Linked DNA regions of Homo sapiens: region 2 is linked to region 1. The links are chromatin loops, found by intact Hi-C in ENCODE. Cell type or tissue: GM12878. All regions are shown on one strand.

Region 1 (5,000 bases):
GTTAAGTGAGTTAATAAATATCTTCTTAACTTAAGATGGTGCTTCTGAAACTTCAATGTGGACATGAATCACCTGGGGCTCTTATGCAAAATGCAGATTCTTATTCTGTAGATCTAAGGTAAAATATAAGATTCTGAATTTCTAACAAACTCTTGATGCTGATGTTGCTGGTCCATGGACCCCACTTTGAGTCATTAGACTATAAGCCACTTTTAGCTGCATATTCTGTTACTTGCTGCCAAAAGCATCCTAACTCTTTTGACCATTTGCATAGTAGCCCCACCCACTGGATGGAACCCAGAGTCTCATCTTCCCATCAATCAGATTCACCCTCCTCCACCTGTGGGAGGAGCCGAGAGACAAGTGCTTGGGGAGAAGACCATCCTCCTTCCAAAAGGCAAGAGCACTTCCTGGTGTTGTGAGCCTGGGTGAGAGAGAGATGGAGGAGGATGGAGGTAGAGCCAGATCGCAGGGACAGATGCTGATTTGGGGATGTTCTGGGTCTTCGATTGCCTCTTTATGGTCTGTTTATGAAACCCAGACGCCCTTTCAGTGAGAAGCAATTCTGCCATGTTTATTTTGGGAAAGAAGCCACAAAACCCAAATTGTCATCTATTTCCCAGTCTTTTCCAGTTTCCAGGCATATCATCCTTTTCTATGCCTTGGAGAACATTTCAAGCCTCCTGGAATTTTTCACCAAGGAGGGACCTCAGGGTCACTGCAACAGGATGGCCTGCTGAACCACCAAGAGGCCTAGGATTCTATCCTGAAAATCAGGGATTCCATGTGGGTCTCTCAGGCCCAGCTCTCTTGTGAAATTGAGAGCTTCAGATTAGTCATATTCGGACGTTGAGAGGTGGAGGGAACACTGGAAATGGCTCTGCCGCTCATGTGCTGTGTGTCCTTGGGCAAGTGATTTGGCCTCTCTGAAAACCAGTTTCCTCCCCTGTGAATGGCAGAAGTTGGGTCAGGTGATTTCTTAGGGCCTTGCCTGCTCTAAGCATTTCATGGTCTCAACATTCTCATAAACAGGACTTAGCTTAGGTCAGTGGTCTCCATGTTGGCTGCACATTTGAGTCACCTGAGGGACATTATCGACTCTGGTGCTTCTGTGTTCTACCCAGATGATCTGATCTGATAGATTTGGGGTCCAGCTTGGCCATCAGGAATCTTTAAACCTTCCCAGATGTCACTAACATATAACCAGGATTGAAAGCCACTGGGCTACGCCTGATTTTATAGAAGAGGAAACTGGGCTCACATCTCTGGTCAGCAGGTCAGCCACCAGCAGAATCCAGTGACTCCCGCTTGCAGGTGTGGGACCTCACAGCCACCCTCTGCAGTGCAGCGCATCTCTAGGACCTGGGGAACATTGCACCTTTCCATTCTTCAATAAACTTCTCCTCCATCTCTTTCCCTCTCTGCCCCGCCCCTCGCTCCAATGAGCTAAATCTCTCTCAAGTAGCTCCTGCCTCTGTCCTGTGAACGTGCCTGCCAGGAGGAGTCGCCATGCCTGGTTACCTCCTTGAACTAGGGAGGAAGGAGGGAAATATGGGCTTAGACACGTGGAACTCAGGGTCTCCCATGTCACTCTGACTACCACCCAAAGCACCTTGCTCTGGGTTTGTCACAGGACAAGGGGAAGCTGCTGTGATGTCACTGAGGGTAATGAGAAAGTTGAAGAAGAAAGAGGAGAGAAATAGCACATCTGTAATTAGACATTCTTCCTGGTTGCTTCTTTGCATGTTGAAAATGGCTTGCTACAATCCAGTCATGTTTAGCCCCTTGGGGTCCCTGGTGCAGTGAGTCCAGGACCAGGACTGGGGGCTTTACTCACAGCTGCCTTCCCAAGTCCTGTTGACCTTTGAGCATCTCCTGCCCCAGGGCCCAAGAGAGCGCTGCAGCAGCCACACACAACATGAGATGCTTCTCTGGGTGTGCCTGGCTTCACCCTTCTGTGCTTCTGATGGCAGAAGATAGAAAGTGTCTCTTCCTTCCTTGCAAGCATTTCCATCTCGGAAGACTCTCTGGGGAAAGAACACGAAGGGGGAGAGGCTTCCTAAGTCCCTTCACTGGGGGCTTATCCGTGACCGACGTTCCTGGGGAGACATACATTTCATCAGTCACTTTCCATCTCACTCCACTCTCCCTCCTCCTCTCTGCAAGCTTACACTGCAGCCCGATGGAATTACACACAGTGCCCTGCATATGCCAAGGTTCTTCCACCTCTAGTCATGCTGCTTCCTGTCCTGACACCCCCTTCCCAACTCGATCCTGCTGAGCAGCCTGGGATCTGTGTACGGGACGCCCCTCAGAGTCACCCAGACACAGGGGAAGCTGGGGTGTTTATTCCCCGCCCCTCAGTCACAGGTGCAGGCCTGCTCCTGGGGCACTCACCCCAGCATCTCCAACGCTAAGGCAGCTCAGAGAGCCACTTTCCTGTCCAAGGAACCCTTAGAGACCATTCCCAGGAGGAGCGAATGTCCACCTGTGTGGCGTCCTCCTGGGGCGCTCCTTCTAGGGGGGACCCCAGTCCCTCCTGCCCTTCCACCCAGAATCCTCCTGTCTCCTGGGTGAAAACTGGAGCCCAGATTCTAGCTCTGCTGTGTCTCTCAGACTCTGGTGAGTGTCAGAATGTTTTGGAGGCCTTGTTAAAACTCCGATGGCCAGGCCCACCCTGAGGTTCTGATTCAGGAGGTCTCAGCAGAGCCCAGAGCTGGCTTTCCCAGCAGGGCCCCGGGGTGCTGATGCTGCTGCCCCTAGGACCACCCCTGAGAGCCCTGGCTCTCCACCAGAGCCTGCTCACCTGGAGACAGTGACCACAGGCCACAGGTCACCCCTCACTGCTTCACTCCACGCCCTCTCCTGTGACCTCATCTCCTCCCACCTCCCCCTGGGTCACGTGGCTCCAGCCACACCCACCTCCCTGCTGTTCCTCACCCAGGATCACCAAGGTCTCTCCTACCCCGGGGCCTGTGCACCTGCTGTGCCTCTGCTTGGGGTGCTCTTCCCAGGGCTTGCCCACCTCCTCAGAGAGGCCTCCTGACCCCTGACACGGCCTTGCCCTTCACCTCTATCGTCCTTTAGAACAGCCCCCACCTCCCGCACATCATGCAGTTGCAGGTTCAATGGCTACTGCTTGTCCTCCAGACTCGTGAGTAACTCGTGAGGTGGGGCGGGGCGGGGGCGGGGGCGGGGGCGGGAGGGGTGGGGGTGTTTTGTTCCCTGCTCTGTCCCGGCACTCAGAGCAGTGCCTGGCAGGGGTGGGTACTCAGTACACACCTGTTAGCAAGTGACTCCGATGCAGGGACCGTTCTCTCTAATCTCCAAGTCCACCTTTCTTATACTAAGGATTTTCAGTGTTTTTTCATGCACCATCCAATCTTTTTTGACTCTTAGATCATATGCCTCAGAGCCCATCTGGGTACAAAAACACCCGTTTTCAAAAAAGGAACCAGAAAGTGGTTTCATCTCGCTTTAGGATGTGAATGAAAGCCTCTCCTTCCGTCTCCCGAGAAGGGACTTTCAGAAGCTGCAGGTGCCCAGGTCCAGGCCCCACGCTGTGGCCCCGCAGGGACTGTACTCACTCTTTATTTTTCTCTTTTCCAGCTCTCCACAAGCCAACAGCTCTCTCCTGGCTTTGATTTTCAACCATTTAAGTTGAAAAAAATTCAAAACAAATGAAATGCACTTAAGAGAAAGCCTTGAGGAGTTCAGCAGGCCACCCAAAGTGAAGGGACTCCTTTGGGGGTCTTTGTTGTTATCAATTATTTATTGAGCCCTGATGTGTTCCTGGCGCCACCAAGACCGAAAGGAGACAGGGTCCCTGCCCTGGGGCATCCCAACAAAGAAGGGAGAGTTTGTGAAGCTTAAAAATGTCCCAGATGGTAAAACAGTTACACGTCATACCTCAAGGCTGCTCTATACTTTTATTATAGTTTTATTCTTAAGGCTGTTTATTTATTTTCTGATGTAAAAGGTAATAGAAAGTTTATAAACTATTCCTAGAATATAGACAAAAAATAAAATTCGACTTCGTCCAGCATTTTTAATGCACATGTAAGAACTCTACTTGGTTTATGGCCGGGCGCGGTGGCTCACGCCTGTAATCCCAGCACTTTGGGAGGCTGAGGCGGACGGATCATGAGGTCAGGAGATCGAGACCATCCTGGCTAACATGGTGAAACCCCATCTCTTGCTAAAAATACAAAAAATTAGCCGGGTGTGGTAAGCAGGCGCCTGTAGTCCCAGCTACTCGGGAGGCTGAGGCAGGAGAATGGCGTGAACCCGGGAGACGGAGCTTGCAGTGAGCTGAGATCGCACCACTGCACTCCAGCCTGGGCAACAGAGTGAGACTCCGTCTCAAAAAAAAATAAAAATAAAAATAAAAATAAATAAAATAAAATAAAAAACTCTACTTGGTTTATGAAACTGGGATTTAGTTTGAACGTGTACTCTTCAGAATCTGCCTTGAGTTGACATCAAATTACATCACCTACATTTATTCATTTTTCTTTTCTTTCTTTTTTTTTTTTCAGAGTTTCGCTCTTATTGCTCAGGCTGGAGTGCAATGGCGCGATCTCGGCTCACTGCAGCCTCCACCTCCAAGGTTCAAGCAATTCCCGTCTCAGCCTCCCTGAGTAGCTGGGATTATAGGCGCCCGGCTAATTTTTTGTATTTCTGGTAGAGACGGAATTTCGCCATGTTGGTCAGGCTGGTTGCTTACATTTCTTTATGTCATAAAGCAGGCTTCAAAACAGAAATTTTAATCTCTTCAGAATATTCCATCACATAGATATATGATAATTGCCTTCAGTAGTCCTCTATTGCTGGATGCCAGTTTTTTTTGTTTTGTTTTGTTTTGTTTGGTTATTATAAATAACACTGCCATGAACTTCCTTAGTTTCGAAAGATTTGAATCACTCTCATTATAATTTCAGTTTATTTGTTAATTTAATGTATTTTTTGAGACAAGGTCTCACTCTGTTACTCAGGCTACA
Region 2 (5,000 bases), 130 kb after region 1:
AGAATATCTTGAACCCAGGAGGCAGAGGCTGCAGTGAGCCAAGATTGGACCACTGCACTGCAGCCTGGGCAATAGAGTGAGATTCTGCCTCTAAAAAAAAGAAAGAGACAAAGAAAGATGGCAGGGCGGGGTGTTGGGGAGAGAGAGAGAGAGAGAGAAAAGAAGGAAGGAAGGAAGGAAGGAAGGACAGGAGGAAGGGAAAGGAAAGGAGAGGAGAGGAGAAAGAAGGAAAGAAAGAAAGAAAGAAAGAAAGAAAGAAAGAAAGAAAGAAAGAAAGAAAGAAAGAAAGAAAGAAAGAAAGAAAGAGAAAAAAGAAAGAAAGAAAGAAAGAAATAGAAAGAAAGAAAATACAGACACTGAAAACGCAAAGAATCCTGCCCTCAGCGCTTCTAGCAGGAGCCAGCCCTACTGACGCCTTGACTTAGCCCAGTAAAACCGACGGCAGACTCCTGACCTCCAGAGCTAGGACAGAGTCCATCTGTGCTGTTTGAAGCTATCAAGTTGGTGGTGATTTGTCACAGCAACCACAGGAAGCTAACACACCCTCCCACATACCTGGAGCTTCCTATCCCCAAGCCTGCTGAATGTCTCCCTGTAGCATGGATTAGCAGCTGACATGTGTACCTTTCACTGATTTGTTTCTCCTTCTCCACTTACTGAATGTCTGCTTCATAAAAGCAGGAATTTTGTTTGTTGCAAGATCCCCTGCACCTAGCACAGTGCCTGGCAGATAGCAAGTGCTCAGCAAACATCCTCTGCAATGCTGTACCTGAGTCCTGAGGAGGGAGGAGGAGCAGATACTGGGATGAGCCAGGGGACAGAGCTCCCGGCAGAGGCAGAAGCAAGGGTAGAGTCTGAGTCACAACCAATCCCATCCTTCTAGATGGCTGCTGTAGGACCCATGGATAAACTTCCTCCTAGCCCTGCCTCCACAGAGAAGTCCCTTCAACTGAAGCCATGGAAGCTGGAAACTCACTTAAGAGCCCCTACAGTGAGAGATTAAGAGCATAGGCCCTGAAGCCAGGCTGCCTAGGTTCAAATCTCAGCTCTGCCACTCAGTAGCTGAGTGACTCTGGGCTAGTTAATTAACCTCTCTGTGCTAATTTCCACATCTACAGAATAAGGATAATGATAGTGCCCATCTCATAGGGCTATTGTGAGGATTGAAATAGCTAATGCATTTAGCACAGTGCCTGACACACAGTACACATGATCTGCTCTTCCTATTTGGGTGGAAAAGTCCAGCAAGTTGCAAAGATTGCTAAAAAGCAATGAGAGTATACCAAGGTGTCTAAACTGACAAGCAAAGGGTATGATTAAAAGACAAGCCAGGTTGGCAGCAGAACATCAGCTTTCTTTGTGCCTGGGCCATAGACAAGGAATTGAAAGGTAGCCTGGCAACGATTCGAGAAAAATTAATCACCCCTGCTGCCTTCCTGCCCCTGCCCATCCCATTTAACCTGCACTCTCCCGCCCCCTGCCCTATCCCTAAAGGGATCCTGGAGCCTCCTGTTGCACAGGCCGGGCTGTGACATTCACAACACACCCCAGCTGGGCCCAGCGAGTTGTTTTCCAGCCCCATCTGCCCAGACACAGCCCCGTGAAGAGAGGGCCAAATGCACAGCCAGGGCTGTGTTGACTGCAGAAGGGATAGAAGAAAATAGATGGGGTGGGGTCTGCACAGTGAGGGTTGGTGCATCATGTGGGTCTCACATGTAGCTTCCCTCCAACAAGCCCCCTGCAATCCCCACCAGATGTAAGGAGGGAGGGGTGAAAGTGGGGTTTCCGCCAGAGGTAGCAGAGCTGGGGAGGGGCCCAGGCTGCAGGGACCTGTGTACAGGGCATGAGATGTCATTGGGGACTTCCTACATGAGACGCAGTGAGTCATCAGGGTGCAGGGTGGAGGCTCTGAAGGAAGAGCCCAGGGGAATATGGGAAAGAGGTGACATGAGAATCCATTAGCCACCACCCCAGTCCTTCACATGAGAACTCATCAGCCACCACCCCAATCCTTCCCTCCTCTGTTCAGGAGCAGGGCCGGGGCCCAGGAGACAGGGTGAGCTTTCTGCAGGAGGGACACCCGCCCTGAGAGGAACCTGGGCTGTCATAGCCGCACAGACACTGCAAGCCAGGAGCAGTGGCCACACCCGTGGAGCAGAGGAATCAGAAGGGGGCAGAAACAGAGGCTTGTCACCTGAGGGCTGTGAGCATGTGTTTGCCGTGACCAAGGGGAGACAAAGCAAGTGACAGAGATGCCTTCTCGTCTGCGGGGATTCCCTCTGCAGGTCTCCAGGGACAGTGGGTCTGAGGGGCAGGAACGGTGGGGGGGCTATCACAGGTGCCGCATCAGGATGTCCCCTTCTGCCCTGAGCAGCGGGCAGTCCCCTCGAAGATGCCACGTCATCAGCCTCTGGCCCGAGGGCTTCCCAGAGCCTCCCTTTCTCCGTTTTGGGTGACTTGGGCAGGCACTGGCGTCTACATCTGTGTACTCTTGGCCCCTAGTGGGTGTGACCTGGGCCCTCCCATCAGACACACTTCAATCTCATCCCACACAGCCCAGGGCCAGGCCTTGGCACCTCATGCACAGACTCAGACAACGCACCTGCGATCCGGGCGCTGAGACTCTGCACGTGGCCTCATCCCAGTGTCTCAGAGGGAAATGAGGCTTGAATTTCTCCTGGCACACTGGACACCCCGCATCTCACGGTGCTGCATAAGAGGATGCTTGGCCCTGCATCCTCCCTACAATAACCATCATTTAATAAGGCCAGAAGTGGAGAAGGCGAGGCTGATGGGGCCGCCATGTGTTCAAAAGCAGCCCCCACCCACGCACAAGCAGCCCTCAGAGGCGTCCAGGCAGCTCCAACCAGCAGATAACAGGCACCAGAATGTGCAGAGCCAGCCCAGATCACAGCCTGGATCTCAATTTGCAAGAAAGAACTTGCCAGGTTGAGCAGCTGCCACGAGTCCGGATGGCTTGGCATTTTCTCCTGGAGGCTGTTCTGAGAGCCAGACCGGGGGTGGGGGCCCCTTGGCCACTATGGGTCCCTGCAGTCTGCACCGAGCTTGGAGTCACCAGGCTGATTTCATGGATGTTTATGGAGCCTGCAGGAGACCATAGCTTAGTGTGTCCCCTGCTAATTAAAGGACAGCAGCCAGTTGTTCCCTGTCAGAGATTACAAAGGATGAATGCTTTGGACCCAGGGAGCGGATGGGAGCATATCAGATGCCAAAACCTGGTGCCTGCCACCTGGCATTCTTTGGAAGTGACTCTTTGAGGAGCACTGACCATTATCGGGGAGATGGGTATTGGGGAGCCTCCCTCTCAGCTCTGGGGGCTCAACTCTGCCCACATAGGGCAGGAGGACGATGTCCTGAAGCTGTGCCTGTCCTTGCCCAAGGAGGGTTGGGGGCTTTGCAGGGGGGTATGTGAATGCCTGCAGGCCTGGGGATCAGGGGACCTGTGCAGGGCTGGAAGAGGGGTTCTCAGCCACAGGACAGCCCTGCTTCAGCCAGTGAAGCCATGTGTGGAAATACAGCTCAGCATTGCTCAACCTTCCAGCAGCCAGGACACCCTGGGTTTGAGTCCCTGCTACGGATAAAAGAACCGAATCCGACCATTTGTCTTCAGCCATTCTCAGCCTCTGCCTCTCTCCCCAGCCCCTCCACCCGCCATGTTCAAGGAAGGCAGAGCCCAGAACCTGTTGTGTGGGGCCTTGGGCTTTCCACGGCCTGATCAGTGCTAGTCTCTGGGGAGCACTTTGGGGGACACATTCAGATTCTCTCGAATGCCTCATACCCGGACTGCAATCCCCCATTCCACCAGTGATTTCAGTACCGTGTGGGAAATTTCATCAAATTTGCAAGTGTGTTGTTTCTCCTTTTACCCCCATTCTATCTGTGAGATGCTCTAGAATTCACCAGATGTAATATATCTTTGGGATGAATATTCTATGTTAAGTCCTTTGAAAGCAATCAACAACTGTAATCCAATTACTATTGGCTGTATCTTTCATGCTCTTTTGCCCCAAACCTCATCCTACCTGTGTGCCAAGCTCACCACATACACACACAGACACACACATACTCCACAAGAGATGCCAATTTTGTGCCTCGCTGCCTCACATAACATGGGAGCATTGAGTAGTGAACAGCTGATCTGCATGAATTAACGTGTGAGGTCATGTGGGCCCTGAAGCTTTCACACTCACAAACCGGCGTCAGGCTGGGCTGTCATAGAGATCAGGTGGAGGGACACTAGGGTTCCCCCCAGGACTCCAGGCCTCCTCTGATGAGCAGGTCACATGGGGATTTAGAGGGAGGCACAGGCACGAACTGCGTATTAAATACACCTGACTCACTGTGTCTGTGAGTGTGTGGGCGTGTGTGGGTGTGGGAGAGTGCATGTAGGAGTGAGCATGTGTGTGAGTGTACATATAAGTGTGTCTATGTGTGTGCATATGAGTGTGTCTGTGTGTGTATGTACGAGTGTACATATGTGCGTGGGCATGTGTTTGTACACATGTGCATGTGTGTATATGTATGATGAGCAAATGGATGCATGAGTGTGTGTGGGCATGTGTATCTGTGTGTGTATATGTGTAAGCATGTTAGTTTGCATGCACAGGTGTCCAGGTCCCACATGGGATGAAAATTGAATAGCTCTAAAGATCTACTGGACACATTTCAGATCCTAACAGAGCTCTTAAGCTTGAAAGGGTCACTGAATGCACAATGAGTGTTTCTGAGTCCAGGTGGCACTGACTCAGCAATGCAGGAAAGCAGCTCCTGGAGTTCCAGGAATGACCCCCACTTTCTCTCCCTCCCAGTCACAGACCCCTCCCCACGTCCCTTCCTCTCCCTCTGTTTGCCTTCTGTGCCTCTCCCTTTCCCAGTCTCATTTCTTGCATGTTCATCACTTCTTCGTCCTGCAGTTCAATTCCCCTCCACCCCTCAGCATGGACTGTGGGATGAGAGAGCCACAGCCTTATCCCTGACGT

What was found. A loop is a pair of places that touch in the nucleus more often than their neighbours do. Peaks named below come from ENCODE experiments on the same cell type or tissue, not always from the same donor. Only the 100,000 strongest peaks of a DNase experiment are listed, where the experiment ranks them.
Region 2: a loop joins it to region 1, with 2.0 times the contacts of the local background. A loop is called at or near these places in 3 of 110 quality-filtered maps.

What each region holds. Positions count from the first base shown.
Region 1 is chr20:48,356,997-48,361,996 of GRCh38, forward strand. It overlaps LINC00494 (long intergenic non-protein coding RNA 494), which reads left to right and starts at 2,915. Exons shown (of 5, transcript NR_026958.1): 1 at 2,915-3,154. In GM12878, no CTCF peak of the experiment used is centred here; DNase peaks (open chromatin) are centred at 2,905, 3,185 and 3,445; H3K4me3 peaks cover 927 bases; H3K27ac peaks cover 1,736 bases.
Region 2 is chr20:48,486,922-48,491,921 of GRCh38, forward strand. No RefSeq gene overlaps it. Among named protein-coding and RNA genes, the nearest start is that of LINC00494, 130 kb to the left of the region's middle. RefSeq lists enhancers at 1,789-1,918, 2,319-2,418, 3,250-3,935 and a silencer at 2,429-2,629. In GM12878, no CTCF peak of the experiment used is centred here; DNase peaks (open chromatin) are centred at 1,920 and 2,290.